Regions from separate parts of the Mus musculus genome. Here region 1 is linked to region 2. The links are chromatin contacts, found by Hi-C or POLR2A ChIA-PET in ENCODE. All regions are on one chromosome and are shown on one strand. The core of a region is the stretch at or near the end of the contact, and the rest is flanking DNA. Distances in the headings are between cores, read along the strand shown. Region 1 holds the start of Colgalt1 (collagen beta(1-O)galactosyltransferase 1). Region 2 holds the start of Slc27a1 (solute carrier family 27 (fatty acid transporter), member 1).

Region 1 (7,232 bases), core at 1,414-3,913, 40 kb after region 2:
GGGGGTGGGGAGAGAGGACAACCACCCAAGCAGTCCAGCTGTGTCAGCTTCAGCCCTTATCTGCCCCCTTCACCCCGTACCTCCCGTCCATCCCACCCCATCCCTGCCTTTGCACTAGAACATTTTAATTTAACTTATACATCTTACGTCTATCTCTGTGGATGCAGCCAGTGTCCACTGTGACCCAGGCTACAATGCAGACGCTAATTCCAGAATCAAGGCATGCAAGAATGTGACCCACTGCCTTCTTTGAGAGCACCTGTTGGTTGCCAGCACCGGCTGTCATTTTAGTTTACTTCCGTAGGTTGAGATTTCATGAAGTCTACAGGGTATAGACTTTTTTTTTTTAAAGATTTATTTATTTATTATATGTAAGTACACTGTAGTTGTCTTCAGACACTCCAGAAGAGGGCATCAGATCTTGTTACAGATGGTTGTGAGCCACCATGTGGTTGCTGGGATTTGAACTCTGCACCTTCGGAAGAGCAGTCGGGTGCTCTTACCCACTGAGCCATCTCACCAGCCCCAGGGTATAGACTTTAAGGGTCTTGTAGTTTTTGTATTTTTTTTTTAAATAAAAAATTTCAAACATGCACTCAAACTGACACTCATATATGTGCCCCAACATTGACCTGTTAGCTTGCCCTGCCACCCCTCAGAATGAGTACTTTCTTTTCCAGAAATACACAAACATGTGTTTGACTTGAGGGAGTACCAGACATTTCTTTGTATGATAACAGGTCTGGATACTTTATAACCAAGGCAAGTGGCCAACTCCCAGGGATCCTCCTGTCTCAGCTTCCCAAGGGTTGGGATTTTAGATGAGTAATCCCAAACCTGGAGAAAAGTTTATTGTTGTTTTTTTCATTTTCTTTTGTTTTTCAGTTGAAACGTACACTCCTGTAGCCCCAGCTTCCCTGAACCTTTCTGGGTAGCTGAGGATGATCTTGAAACCTTATCTGGACCTGGGAGTGACAGGTTACCAGCACTAACTAGCTAAGAATTACTATTTATAAATGTTGTTAGCATGATTATGGGCAAATATACCCTGGAAGGGCTGGGACATGGTGGCACATGCTATTAATCCCAGCACTCCAGAGGCACAGACAGGAGAATCTCCTGAGTTCCAGACCTGGTCTACACAGTGAGTTCCAGGACAGCCAGAGCTACACAGAGAGACCCTGTTTCAGAAAAACAGAACAAAACAAAAAAGCCTGGAAGAGTTCCCATGGAAACATGATCAGTGTCTCCAGAAAACCTACTCAACTGGGTTCAAATGGGAATCACTCCTTTTACAGAAGGACATTGTGGGTGGTGGTTGTACACACCCTTTCTCATTCTCCCTTCCCCCACCGTGATGTCACTCAATCCTTGGGGCCAGTCAGCGAGTGCAGCTCCCCAGTAAAACTACCCATCTTTAATATAATCGAATCTGGCATAAATTGGCTCATTTCACCAGTGGTGGAGAAATAACCTATCAGGAGATGTCTTGTGGACCCTAGGGTCCTCTAGAGGCTAGGGACCAGAGTAGGAAAATCTATGTGGATTTTACCAGTCTGCTGGCCTGGTGGTATATGCCTGTCCCAGAACACAGGAGAATGAAGCAGAAGTATAGCTGTGAATTTATAGAGTGAGCTTGCCGAGTAAGAACCTGTTTTAAAAACAAACCAGGAGAAATGGGCTAGTGGGATGGTTCTGTAGGTAAAGGTGCTCAGACCTGAGTGGTGTTCTATTTCCAACACCACACAGTGGTTGACAACTATCCGCAACTCCAGTTCTAGAGGAGTTGATGCCCTCTTTTAACCTCCTTGGAGAACAGGGACACACACACACACACACACACACACACGTTATACAGCCGTACATGTAGGCAAAACACTGAAACACAGAAAATGAAAACAACAGTAAGAGCAGGAAGGGGCGCACACAAGCCATTTTTTTTTTTAAGATTTATTTGTTATTATAACAATAGTACACTGTAGCTGTCTTCAGACACACCAGAAGAGGGAGTCAGATCTTGTTACGGATGGTTGTGAGCCACCATGTGGTTGCTGGGATTTGAACTCTGGACCTTCGGAAGAGCAGTCGGGTGCTCTTACCCGCTGAGCCATCTCACCAGCCCCACACAAGCCATTTTTAAGAAGGCCAGAGGGCAATACAATTTGGGGACTGAGGATTCTGGATCCTCAGACATGGTAGCAAGCGATTTTACCCACTGAGCCATTTCGCTGGCTTTTTTTTTTTTTAATGATTTTTCGAGACAGGCTTTCTCTGTGTAGCCCTGGCTGTCCTGGAACTCACTCTGTGGACCAGGCTGGCCATGACCTCAGAAATCCGCCTGCCTCTGCCTCCCAAGTGTTGGGATTAAAGGCGTGGGCCACCACTGCCCGGCTCGATGGCTTCTTAAATGGAGCAACGAACAAACAAAAATAACCATGTCGCAACCTTGGAAACTGAGATGACATGGTTCTAAATAGAAGAAGCTTCTGTAAAGAGCCACCGCGTGAGATTAGAGGGCTCCAAAACAGAACACTCTCAGGGCGTGGTCAAAGAACTGTCTGTGTCTTTAAAGCTCGAGCTAGGGGCGGGGCTTCCGGAACCTCCCCGCAAGTGACGTCTTGTGACCGGGTTATTGCGGTCGGCGGAAAGCAGTGGAAGCTTTTAAAGGCGTAGCCTTGTCATGCCTCTCTCCAGGACTCACAGTATGACCCGCGGGCCACTTCCCTTTAAGGAGCGTGTCAGGGGTGGGACCTGGATGTGTCCTTCCCGCCGCCGACTCCTTTAAGGCGCGGCCCTCGTCCCCCGGCAGAAAAGCTGCTTAAAGGCGACGCGTGGCGCGATGGCGGCGTTGCCACGCGGGTCACGCGGGCTGCCGCTGCTGCCACTGCTCCTACTGCTGCCGCCGCTGGGCGGCCCGCGCGGCGCGGACGGCTACTTTCCAGAGGAGCGCTGGAGCCCCGAGTCCCCGCTACAGGCGCCGCGCGTGCTCATCGCGCTGCTGGCGCGGAACGCGGCACCCGCGCTGCCCGCCACGCTGGGCGCCCTGGAGCAGCTGCGCCACCCACGGGAGCGCACGGCGCTGTGGTGAGCTGCGGGCCCTTGCGCGGTGCACCGGGACTAGGCGGGACTCAAGTCTCTACCGGAGGGAGGTTGCTATGCACTTGGGCTCGGCTGTGCGCTGCGGAGACTCGGTCCTCTTTCTGAGGACCTGAGTTATGTACCCCAGGGATTACGCACTTGAGGGGGCTCGGCTCTATATCCATAGTGCCCGGGCTCGTCCCCACTGCGGCTTGGGACCCCAAGCTGCTGCCTCCTCCCCTCAGGTACTTAGGAATCTGTTCTGATTTGCTGCCAGCCCTCACAGCGAGCTACCATCCTAGAACCTCTGACTCCTTAGAATGGGCCAGGCTGGTGCTTCCAGACCCTTATAGCGAACTCCGGGACTTCCAGATAAGATTCCTGAGGCTCGGGCCAGCATTCCACGCTAACAAAGTTAATGAACTTATCTTTGTGACAGGGTCTCACACCAATGTGCTTTCCAAACCAGCAGGTTCTGTTCAGTTGTGTACTAGTGAGCTGGGTGTCATCTTTACTCCCCTGTCACCGATGGATGGGCAACAGGCTTGGAGTGTAGCGAGTTTTATCCAGGGTGTTATAGCTGATGGGTCTGAGCCAGGTTGGGAAACCCCCAGTGCCATCATCTTGTCCTGTCTGTGCTCACAGGGTGGCCACAGATCACAACACTGACAACACTTCAGCCATACTTCGAGAGTGGCTGGTGGCAGTGAAGGGTTTATACCACTCTGTGGAGTGGCGACCGGCAGAGGAACCCAGGTGAGCCTCAAATCCCCGACTGGAGTACTGAAGCTTGGGAAGGTAGGATCTAGAATGCTCCAGTTCTATCGTCAGCTTCCCCACCAGGTCCCTATCCTCTCAGCAGACCTTTGTCCCGTTGTCCTTCACTCCATTGTGCAACTTTGGACACAGCTGCCACACCTTTGTGGCTGAATTCCTTTGTGTCTGGTGGCTACCTACTGCTGTGTCTAGGGTCTTGCCAGCATCCACTCTCCTGTTTAACTTCCTGATAAGCCTGTCTTACTGTATAGTTCAGACTGAGGCCAGTTGCCAGCCTGTCTTATTGTGTAGTTCAGACTGAGGCAGTTGCCAGCCTCCTGTCTCAGTCTCCTGAGTGCTAGAATCACCCAGCACTACTGCATCAGGCTCAGAACCTGTAGGACAGTGTGCAATAATGTGTGTGCATGCTCACGCTCCTGTTCTCAGAGGCACTACGGTGGCCCCAGGCTCTCCCCAGCCATGCAGAGCTTTCCTTGGGTTTCAGCTTGCCAGTAGCTTTTGTGCCTCTGGACCCTTGCACATGCTGGGCTGGCATTTAGGCCCCTGTGTCCTGTCCCCCTCCCATGCTCCACACAGAGGTCTTCAGATCCACTTGCCTGCCACCTCTGTGAAGTCCTCTATGATCCCCTGTAACTGTGCTCTCTGGGTCCCCACGGTGCCCTATAATGTGCACACCATAGCTATTCCTTTGCAGCTCTTACCCAGACGAAGAAGGCCCCAAACACTGGTCCGATTCCCGCTACGAGCATGTCATGAAACTGCGCCAAGCAGCCTTGAAGTCAGCTAGGGACATGTGGGCTGACTACATTCTGGTGAGTCTCTGAGTTGGGGAATCTTCATTATCCACAGGGAGGATAGAATGGATGGATCTAGGAGCTACCAGTAGTAACCCATTTTTCAGAAAGGTAAACTGAGGATCAGAAAGGAAAGGGGAAGCTAGGTGGTAAGTACACCTTTAATCCCAGCCTTTGGGAGGCAGAAGCAGGTGGACCTCTGAGTTTGAGGCCAGTCTGTTGTACACAGTGAGTTCCAGGGCAGTCAGAACTACACAGAAACCTTGTCTTGAAAAGCCAGGAAGAAAAAAGGAGGGAGGGTTGTGGTTACAACTTTGTGTAGAGTGCTTGCTGAGCATACTTGAGGCCTTGGGTTCCACCTAGGCTCCCAAATAAGAACAAGTGGGCCTTTGTATCCTCTTAGGGCCAGGCACTAGATTGTATCTTTTTAAAATACCTATTTTAAAACAAAGTTATTTATTTGTGTGTGAGGGGCATGCGACTTCAGAGGACAAGCTGTCTTCTTGTCAGAGGACAAGTCACTTCCCTACTTCCACCAGGGGGGTTCTGGGGATTGAATTTTTGTGGCTTACTTTCGAGCAGCAAGGGTCACAAGCTTAGGTGGGCGTTAGTGACAAGTTGCTGCTGAGCCTGACCTCCACTTCCTGTTTCTGGCCTGCAGTGGCCTCTAAGGAGGAAGCAGCTGCAGTGCTCGGAGGTGACCTAGCTCCAGGACTCCTGAGGCAGGAGGATGGAGAATTATATGCCAGTCTGCAAGACTGTCCTGAAACTATGATGGGGCTGGAGAGCTGGCTGTTCTTGCAGAGGACCCAGAATGAGCTCACAACCCTCTGTAACCCAGGCCCTAGGGAAGCTGAAGTCCTTTCTAGCCTGCGCTGGCACGGCAGCCGCATGCTGGTGCTGGCGTGACCACCAGTGCAGTTTAAAGAGATCCTTTCTATTAAAGATGACTTATTTATTGTTTTTATTAATTCATTTATTTATTCTTGTATTTGGAGGCAAAGTTTCTCTATGTAGCCCTGGCTGTCTTGGAACTCCCCATGTAGATTAGCCTGACCTGGAACTCAGAGATCCACCTGCTTTCTGAATTTTAGAATTACAGGTGATAGCCCTCACACCCAGCTAGATTTATTTATTTTAATTTTCTGTTTATGGGTGTTTTGCCTGCATGACAATCTGTGTACCACATGAATGCCTGGTGCCAGCCGAGGTCAGAGTAGGGCTTTGGATGCCCTGAAACTATGGTTGCAGATGGTGTGAGCTGCCATGTGGGTGCTGGGAACAGAACCCAGGTCATCCACAAGGACTGCCAGTAGTGTTGACTGCTAAGCCATCTCTCCAGTCCCCAGTGAATTAAGAGTGTGTATGTGTGCACGCGTGTGTACATCAGGCTGGGTATCCAGGGATCCCTGTGTCCTGTCCTAAACAGCCTAAGGCTGCTTTGTTCAGTTGGTGGAGTCAGTCTGACTTGCAGCATGGTCCACAGCTATTGCTGTGGCCCTGAGGGTGACTACAGGTGGATCTCCAGGTCTCCTCAGTTTCCTTTGCTGAGCCATTGACTGACAGCTTGCTATAAATCCTGGCTGTGTAGCTTTCGCTAGCCTGGAACCCATGGTCCTCCTGCCTCAGCCTCTCAGGTACTGAGGTGACTTGTCATGAGCCCACTCACTTTAACATGGTTATCTTTGTGCAAGTGCTAAGAGGAACCCAGGTCGCCTGTGGTCTCATGTGTCCTGGGCAGGGCAGGGTTGGATTGCTCTGCTGCTGGTGGCGTTCTAGCTCTGTCCTCATGTGTCTGCAGGGTCCTTGGCCGCACAGGTTCAGCACAGTGAGGGAGGTGTCAAACCCAGGATAGCACCACAGGAGGGACTCAGGGGATGTAGAGGGTGGCTAGCGCCCAGCCATGCAGACACGGCCCCATTAGCTTTAACAGAGAGCTCTGTGCAGGGCAGGGCTGTGTCGGCTTGATGGTTTTCTGCAGTGCCACCCCTCACCCTGCCATGGGCAGCGGTGTTACATTGTTTTAGTTTCTCGGTTACATTTATGTATGGGTTGTCCCGAGTAGTCATAATCTTGTGGAGACTGGAGAACAACTCAGGGAAGTCTGTTCTCAGCTTCCACCCTGCAAGTCCTGGGGTGAGCTCCAATTATCAGGCTCAGCAGAGCCTCCTGCTGAGTGCCCAACTACACCTCACCTGGGATGGGGAGTCTGGTGACTTTAGCCTGGGGAGGCATGGAGACTCCAGAAGGAGGAAGGTGAGTCCTGCTCCTTAGCCCATTTCACAGATGAGAAAGTTGATGCCGATGGTAGGAAAAGTGATGTGGTATGGATCTGGAATGTTTTGTCAGTTTCTAGAAGCACCTGGAACTTTGTGGAGCCTTTTAGAGCCTTGTAGAGCAGACACCCTGCCCCACCCTTTCTGCTTGCTTTTACTTTTTTCACAGTTTCCCCTTGGCCAGCCTGTCTGGAGGTCACCCTGATGGTAACTCCTATAGAAAGTTATATATTTTTTGGTACTAGGGGACGTAGGAGCACAACACTGGAATATGAAGTCACTTCCTTGGTGCTTTAATTTTTTTGTT
Region 2 (6,523 bases), core at 443-2,942:
GCGCCCAGGACTCTGCAAAGGGCTCATCCCCTGAAGGGACCCACCAGCTAGGCCTGAGCTCAGAACTTCCCAGTCCAGACTTCTGTGAGAACCTGCGAGGGAGCAGCAAGGGCCAGGGATCTGTAAGCCTCAGAAGGTCATCTTGACAGCAAGGGTGGGGGCACCCCAGCAAGAGGCTAGGGATTGGGGCGCCTCTGGATAGGCGCTTAGGATTCTGGAATGCTAACATGGCTTGAGGGGGCTCTTGCCTTTGGGGAGCAACAAGAGATTCTGGGGTGCATTACGGTCTCTTGGGGGTGCTCCTGGCGTGCAAGAAAGGGTCATGTCGAGGGAGGATGGGAGCTGATGTGAGCCCTGGGGTAATGGGATGTGACTTGTTAAGGTTTGGGAGGTAGAATTGGGATTTGGGGGCTCCTTATCTCAAAGAGCTGCCTTTGCAGCTCTCTCCACCCCCGGGTGTGAATTTCGACTTTCTCGGAGTCTGGAATGCTGAGAAGCCTCGGGGCTTGGATCTAGGACAAGCTGGATCAGGCAAGCTCCAGCACAGGCAGGCGCTGGGCGGGAGTGGGTCATGGGCGCAGGGATGGGGATCTTGCAGACTTTCTGGGATTTAGCGGGACGGAGCCACACCCCTGGAGCCATAGCCCCGCCTTCAGCACCTGCTTGTTTTCACCGCTTGGTTGCCGTGGAGACTCGTAGGTACCCTGGGCTAGCCGCTCTAGCTTGAGAGTCTCGTTGGGTTGCGGGCTCTCTGGCCCGCGGTTCTTCTCGATGGCCTAAGCCTTCCGGAAGGGGGTCGGCCGGTGCGGAGCCGGGTTGAGGGGCTGAGAGCTTTTGGCCGCGGATTGGAAGGTTTGGGGCGGGACTAGGTGGGCCGCACGGACCGGGCCTCTCTGTGAACAGTGACTGTCGAAGCCTGGAGGCAACGCGGGAGGCTCAGGTAGAATCTGGGTCCCGAATGCCAGATAGTCTCGGGACTGTGGGCGGGCCCGCGCCTGTGGGCGGAGCCATAGGCATCACCTGGCGCGTAGCCCGGGTCAGTGCGGAGGTGCGGATGGGGGCGGAATGTTGGGACTGCTGAGGGCGGGGTCAAAGGCTTCACCTGTAGGGAGGGATTTGAGGGTAGAGTGATCACCTGTGAGCTAGGGGGGTGGGGTCACAGGCCTTCATCTGGAGGAGGAGCCTCGATCAGGTTGCCGGACTTTGATTTGAGGCTCCCAATGTGGGCGGAGAAAGAGGCCTCAGTTGGGGCGTGGCCTAATGATGAGGGGGATGATGGAGGCTGTCCTTGTAGGAACACCCAGCCTCTGAGGCCGGATAAGCATGAGGATAACAAGTGAATTTTGAGACACAGAGGAGGGATGAGGCGACATTAGGGCATGGCCTGGACCATTGGCTGCGAAGGGCCTAGGTGTGTGCGGGTTACTAGGCGACCCCAGGCTTGGAGGGCTGAAGCTCAAGGGTGGAGCTTGACCGTGGGGGTGTCTAGCCACGTGGTCAGTGCTTGGGGAAGGGGGGAGGTCTGGCTTTGATGGGCGGAGGATAAAGATTGATATGGAAGTAGCCAATCCCAGGCCTTGAGGCGGTCAATGTTAAGTAAACTGGTTGGATTTGGCTTTCTTGGTGCTTAGCTCAGCGGCGGCGGGGCGGGACCTGATACTAAGGTACACGCTGGGGGCGGGGCCAGGCTTGTAGTAAAAGCGTTTGGGTTTAGGCTACAGTGTGGAAAAAGAACGCGGCCAGGGTCTGTGACGTGACCTGGGCGGGATCAGGACTAGGTGGGAGGCGGTACCTGCGGTCTCAGCTGTGTGCTCCGCAGGATGCGGGCTCCTGGAGCAGGAACAGCCTCTGTGGCCTCACTGGCGCTGCTTTGGTTTCTGGGACTTCCGTGGACCTGGAGCGCGGCGGCGGCGTTCTGTGTGTACGTGGGTGGCGGCGGCTGGCGCTTTCTGCGTATCGTCTGCAAGACGGCGAGGCGAGACCTCTTGTAAGTAGATGGAGTTGAAATTTAGGGGTCGTGGATGCATGGCCCTCGGGCGAGCTAGAGTCTTGCAGGGTGGTGTGAGGGTCCCCTTATGGCCTGAATTTGGTTTTATTGTCTGGGCTGGGGCCAGAAGGTGGAATGACTGACTGGAGGGCTCTGCAGGGTCCTGCAGAAGACAGAACTCTGGGGGGAATTGTTAGGGTGGTCGTTTGCCACCGTTAGAGTGGGTAGCTGGTGGGTATTGAGAGTACTAGGGGTTCCGGTGGCGTGGTGTAGACTGTGAGAGGCTTCTGTGGGATTAGTGGGGTGACCCACTGTCCAGATTCTTGGAATGAACAGGTTTGGGGTGAAGGAGCATCTTGCGGAATCTACAGGACTAGGGTGTCTAAAGAATCTGTAGTGTTGGCCCCTCAGATAACATGTGAGTGTGGAACTTTGACTATTATTCAGGGTCGGTGGGACGGTCTCTATGTATGCACAGTGTATGCACAGCGTCTCTGAGGAGTCAGGGTGTGCAGGGAACATGGAGGCTTCTGGGGTAACCTTAGTGTTGATGGAATTCAAAGTCTCAGGTCAACCCTTGTGGGACCATCTGGGTGCCTTCACAGATCTTCAGGGAGGCAGACTGGGCATCGTTAAGAGTGAGGAAACAGGTTTATGGGGGTGGGGGCAGAGCAGAATGGTGTGGAATGGGGGGTCACAGACTTACTGGCTCTGAGCTTTCTTTTTTTCTTTCTTTTTTTCTTTTCTTTTTTTTAGTGGTTCTCACCTGCCTTTGCTTCCTGGATTGACTTTCTTTCTTCCTTTCTCTCTTTCTTTCTCTCTTTCTTTCTGTTTTTTCTTCTCCTAAAGAAGCAAAGAAACTTCATTTGAAGCAAATTAGTCATGTGGTCAGAGATGACACTGTGAGGAGTGACAGTCGCTCCCAAGGACTCCAGGTCTTGTTTTGGGAAATGGGCTCTCATGTAGCCCAGGCTGGCCTGGAACTCTTCATGGAGCCCAGGCTGTCCTGGAACTCCCGATCCTCTCCCTTTATCTCCCCTGTACTAGGGTGACACATGAGGTTGCTGCTGTGCCAGGGTGTAGCACAGGACTTTTGCATTCTGCCCACTGAGCCCAGGCTCAGTCTTTGCTTTACCTTGGGAGACAGGCTTTCATGAAATTCAGTTTCCCATTTCTTCCTTTTCTCTTTTTTGTCTTTCTCCCCATTCCTCTGTCTTGTCTTTCTTTCCCAGGCTGGTCTGGAACTTGAGATCCTCCTGCCTCAGGCTCTGGGATTAACGGGCCAGTGGCAGTGTTAAAATGAGTGTAGTCCACTTGTTGAGATGGCTCAGCACCTAGAAGGCTTGATGCTATTCCAGAGGGCCTGGGTCTGGCTCACTACCAAGCTCTAGTTCCAGGTCATCTGCCGCCATCTTCTGTCCACTGCAGGCTCCTGTGCCCATGTGTGCACATACACACATACAAGCTCTCACATATGTTTTAATGAGCAGAAGAAAGCAGAGCATGGGTGTATAACTCACCCAGTATGACAGGAGGCCATTGGCAGGTGTGGCAGTGTGACTGCAAACCTGGCTGGCTGCTGTGAACAGCCTTCACTTTTGGAATTGTCTTTTCTCATTGTCTTTGTTGTTTTGTTTTGTTGGTTTTTTTTTTAAATTATTTTTATTTCATATGTGTTGGTGTTTTTCCTGCATGTATGTCTGAGTGAGGGTGTCAGATCCTTTGGAATTGGAGTCACTGAGAGTTGTGAGCTGCCCTGTGGGTGCTGGGGATTGAACCCCGGTCCTCAGAAGAGTAGCCAGCACTTTTAACTGCTGAGCCCTCCTTGTCTTTTGTTGTTGTTGTTAATGTTTTTGAACCTGGATCTCCCCAGAGCCCAAGATGGCTTTAAACTCTCAACTCTCTTGCCTCGGCCTTCCAGTGCTGGACATCCCCGCCCTGCTGTGTCCAGTTCACCTGCTGTACAGGAGCATCTGCCAAACCCTGCCGAGTCTCTCAAGGGACTTTGCTGCAGGCTTGAGTTCTGGGGCTCTGGATGAAAGAAGCTGGGGGCGGGAGAGGCCCTGGGAAGGGCCAGGCTGGACAGAGGTGTCTTTGTACTCGGTGTGGGGGTGGCTTGGGCAGCTGCCAACCTGGGTGCCAGAACATGTAGTAGGGACAAAACACCGGATCCCTGCCTGCTGGCATGGGCCTGCTGATGAGAGGCAAGGTGGAGGGAAGGGCCCTGACAGGCCCACATTGTTGCCGGAACCTGGCCTGCCTCACAGATCCACCAGCTGTGGCCTGGTTCCCATCTGCAGCTTCCAGAAGAGCTTCCTGCAGCCCTGTCTTCTAAACTAACCCCCTTTCCCATCTTCATGGGTTCCTGGGGCAGTTAGTGGAGCTCTAAGCATAGCCGGTGGTCATACAGTAGGTGGTCAAGACTACGTGCTAAGAGTACACTGAGCGGGGTAGAAACCTGAGATCTGACTGTGAACCTTAGGCAGTCCTCTTATTTCTGATTTAGATCCTTGAGCAGCACACTTTCATTGAACAGCTGTTGGGGCGCCACTAGCATCTGTACTGTGGTGAGCCATGGAGGGTCTTGAGTGAGCTTTTCTCAGTTCTGACTCATCCTGTCCTTCACTTGCTGTGTGTGAGACCTCATCTCTGATAACTCAGATCTCTGAGCCATCAGCTTGTCTGTCAAGTCCCAGTTTGGAGACTGTAGACAGAGCACAGCACTGGTATGTTTATACTGGGTGTTTAATAAATGCTGAGCTAAACGACTTTGCCAGGACCACCCCATTTTTGGTTTTTGGTGGTGGTATTTGTTTTTCTTACTCTGGGTTTTTTTTGGTTGGTTGGTTTGTTTGGTTTTCTTTTCTTTCTTTCTTTCTTTCTTTCTTTCTTTCTTTCTTTCTTTCTTTCTTTCTTTCTTTATTTGGGGAGGGGGTTCGAGACAGGGCTTCTCTGTGTAGCCCTGGCTGTCCTGGAACTCACTTTGTAGACCAGGCTGGCCTCGAACTCAGAAATCCGCCTGCCTCTGCCTCTGCCTCTGCCTCCCAAGTGCTGGGATTAAAGGCGTGTGCTACCACTACCCGGCTTTTTTTTTTTTTTTTTTTTTATCTGAACTGGGTTCTGGTTTGTGAGTACGGTACCCTCTGTTTATTTTGGTCCTTGACCATGGTTCCTGGGATCTCAGGGACCTCCCCCCAGGGACTCACTGTTCAGGGGCCCAGAACATAAACACCCTAAAAGATACAGGCTTGAGCCCCAACTTGTCAGACTTTAACCCCAGGATGAGCATGAAAAACCAATTTTTAAAATGGTTGCTTAAAATTTATTTCATAAGAGTGGGTGTTTCACATACATTTGTATGTGCACCATGTACATTCCTGATGTGCAGAGAGGACAGGAGGACGTATGGGATCTCCTGGAACTGGAGTTACAGATGTTTGTCAGCCACTATATGGGTGCTGGGCGCCACTGAGCTGTCTCCTCAGCCCCCAGTTTCGTTTTAGGGCAGGGTCTTGCTATATAGTTGAGGTGGACCTGAACCCACGGGTCCTGTGATGGCAGGTGAGTGCCATCAGCTCAGCTCAGGATGCTCGCTCATCCACCTACCAACCAGTAGATACCTGTGTCTTCTTCACACTCGCCTTACTTATCCCACATGGGCAGCTGGGCCATGGGAGCCTAGCTCCCGGGCAGTCACCGTGTTCTGGCAGCTTGTCTGCATTGCAGTGAATACGACAGTATGACCTTGGCTGCTTCCCAGCACATCCTCACCATGCAGGAGCATGTCTGTGACAGACACAGCCCTCAGGGGTGGAAAGCAGCGTTGATGCACAGTACTGAGCTGGAGCAGGAAGGGGTGGAGTCATGGACCCTCAGGAGTAGGTGTCTCTGATGTGCTCTTCTTTGGGTTCATGAGATGGATGAGTAGCTCAGGAGGCTTGCCTGCAAGCCGTGGTACCCGAGTTCCATTCCCAGGGCACTCAGGTGGAGGAGAGAACTCCTTCGCACAAGTCATCCTCTGGTTTTCACACACACAGTGAATGGATGAATACAGTGATGAAACTAGCTGGATGTGGTTTCATACGCCTTTAGTCCCAGCACTAGGGGAGGGCGGGCGGGGGACACAGGCAGGTGGATATCTATAGGTTTGAGGCCAGCCTGGTCTACAGAACAAGTTCCAGGACAGCCAGGGCTATATGAGAAACCTCATCTTCAAAACAAAACAAAACACAGCAAAAATTAAAAGTTAAAATTCTCATTTTGTAACTACCAGGAAATAATCCTGGGTTAACAGAGGTATTAGTGTGTCCCATCACAGCTGACCTCTGAGTGACAGGGTGGAATGTGACATTGTAACATGCTGAGTCAGAGCAGTGAAAGCACTGGCTGCTTTACACTCCTCACTTACTCTGTGTGCTCTCATGTGAGCACAGGCGCCCTTGTGTGTGTGCTCTCATGTGAGCACAGGTGCCCTTGTGTGTGTGCTCCTGTGAGCACAGGTGCCCTTGTGTGTGTGCTCCTGTGAGCACAGGTGCC

The links. A loop is a pair of places that touch in the nucleus more often than their neighbours do. ChIA-PET counts read pairs that join two places held with the same protein, here RNA polymerase II (POLR2A).
Region 1: POLR2A ChIA-PET joins it to region 2 with 71 read pairs in embryonic stem cell. The contact joins the promoter of Colgalt1 here to the promoter of Slc27a1 in region 2. A Hi-C loop is called at or near these places in 3 of 37 maps with a recorded cell type or tissue (Patski, T-helper 1 cell and mouse embryonic stem cell). POLR2A ChIA-PET finds 5 or more read pairs at or near these places in 4 of 5 experiments (Patski and embryonic stem cell).

What each region holds. Positions count from the first base shown.
Region 1 is chr8:71,608,361-71,615,592 of GRCm38, forward strand. It overlaps Colgalt1 (collagen beta(1-O)galactosyltransferase 1), which reads left to right and starts at 2,664. Exons shown (of 12, transcript NM_146211.3): 1 at 2,664-3,084; 2 at 3,724-3,834; 3 at 4,550-4,667. The coding sequence starts at 2,840.
Region 2 is chr8:71,568,902-71,575,424 of GRCm38, forward strand. It overlaps Slc27a1 (solute carrier family 27 (fatty acid transporter), member 1), which reads left to right and starts at 1,693. Exons shown (of 12, transcript NM_001357182.1): 1 at 1,693-1,987. The coding sequence starts at 1,821.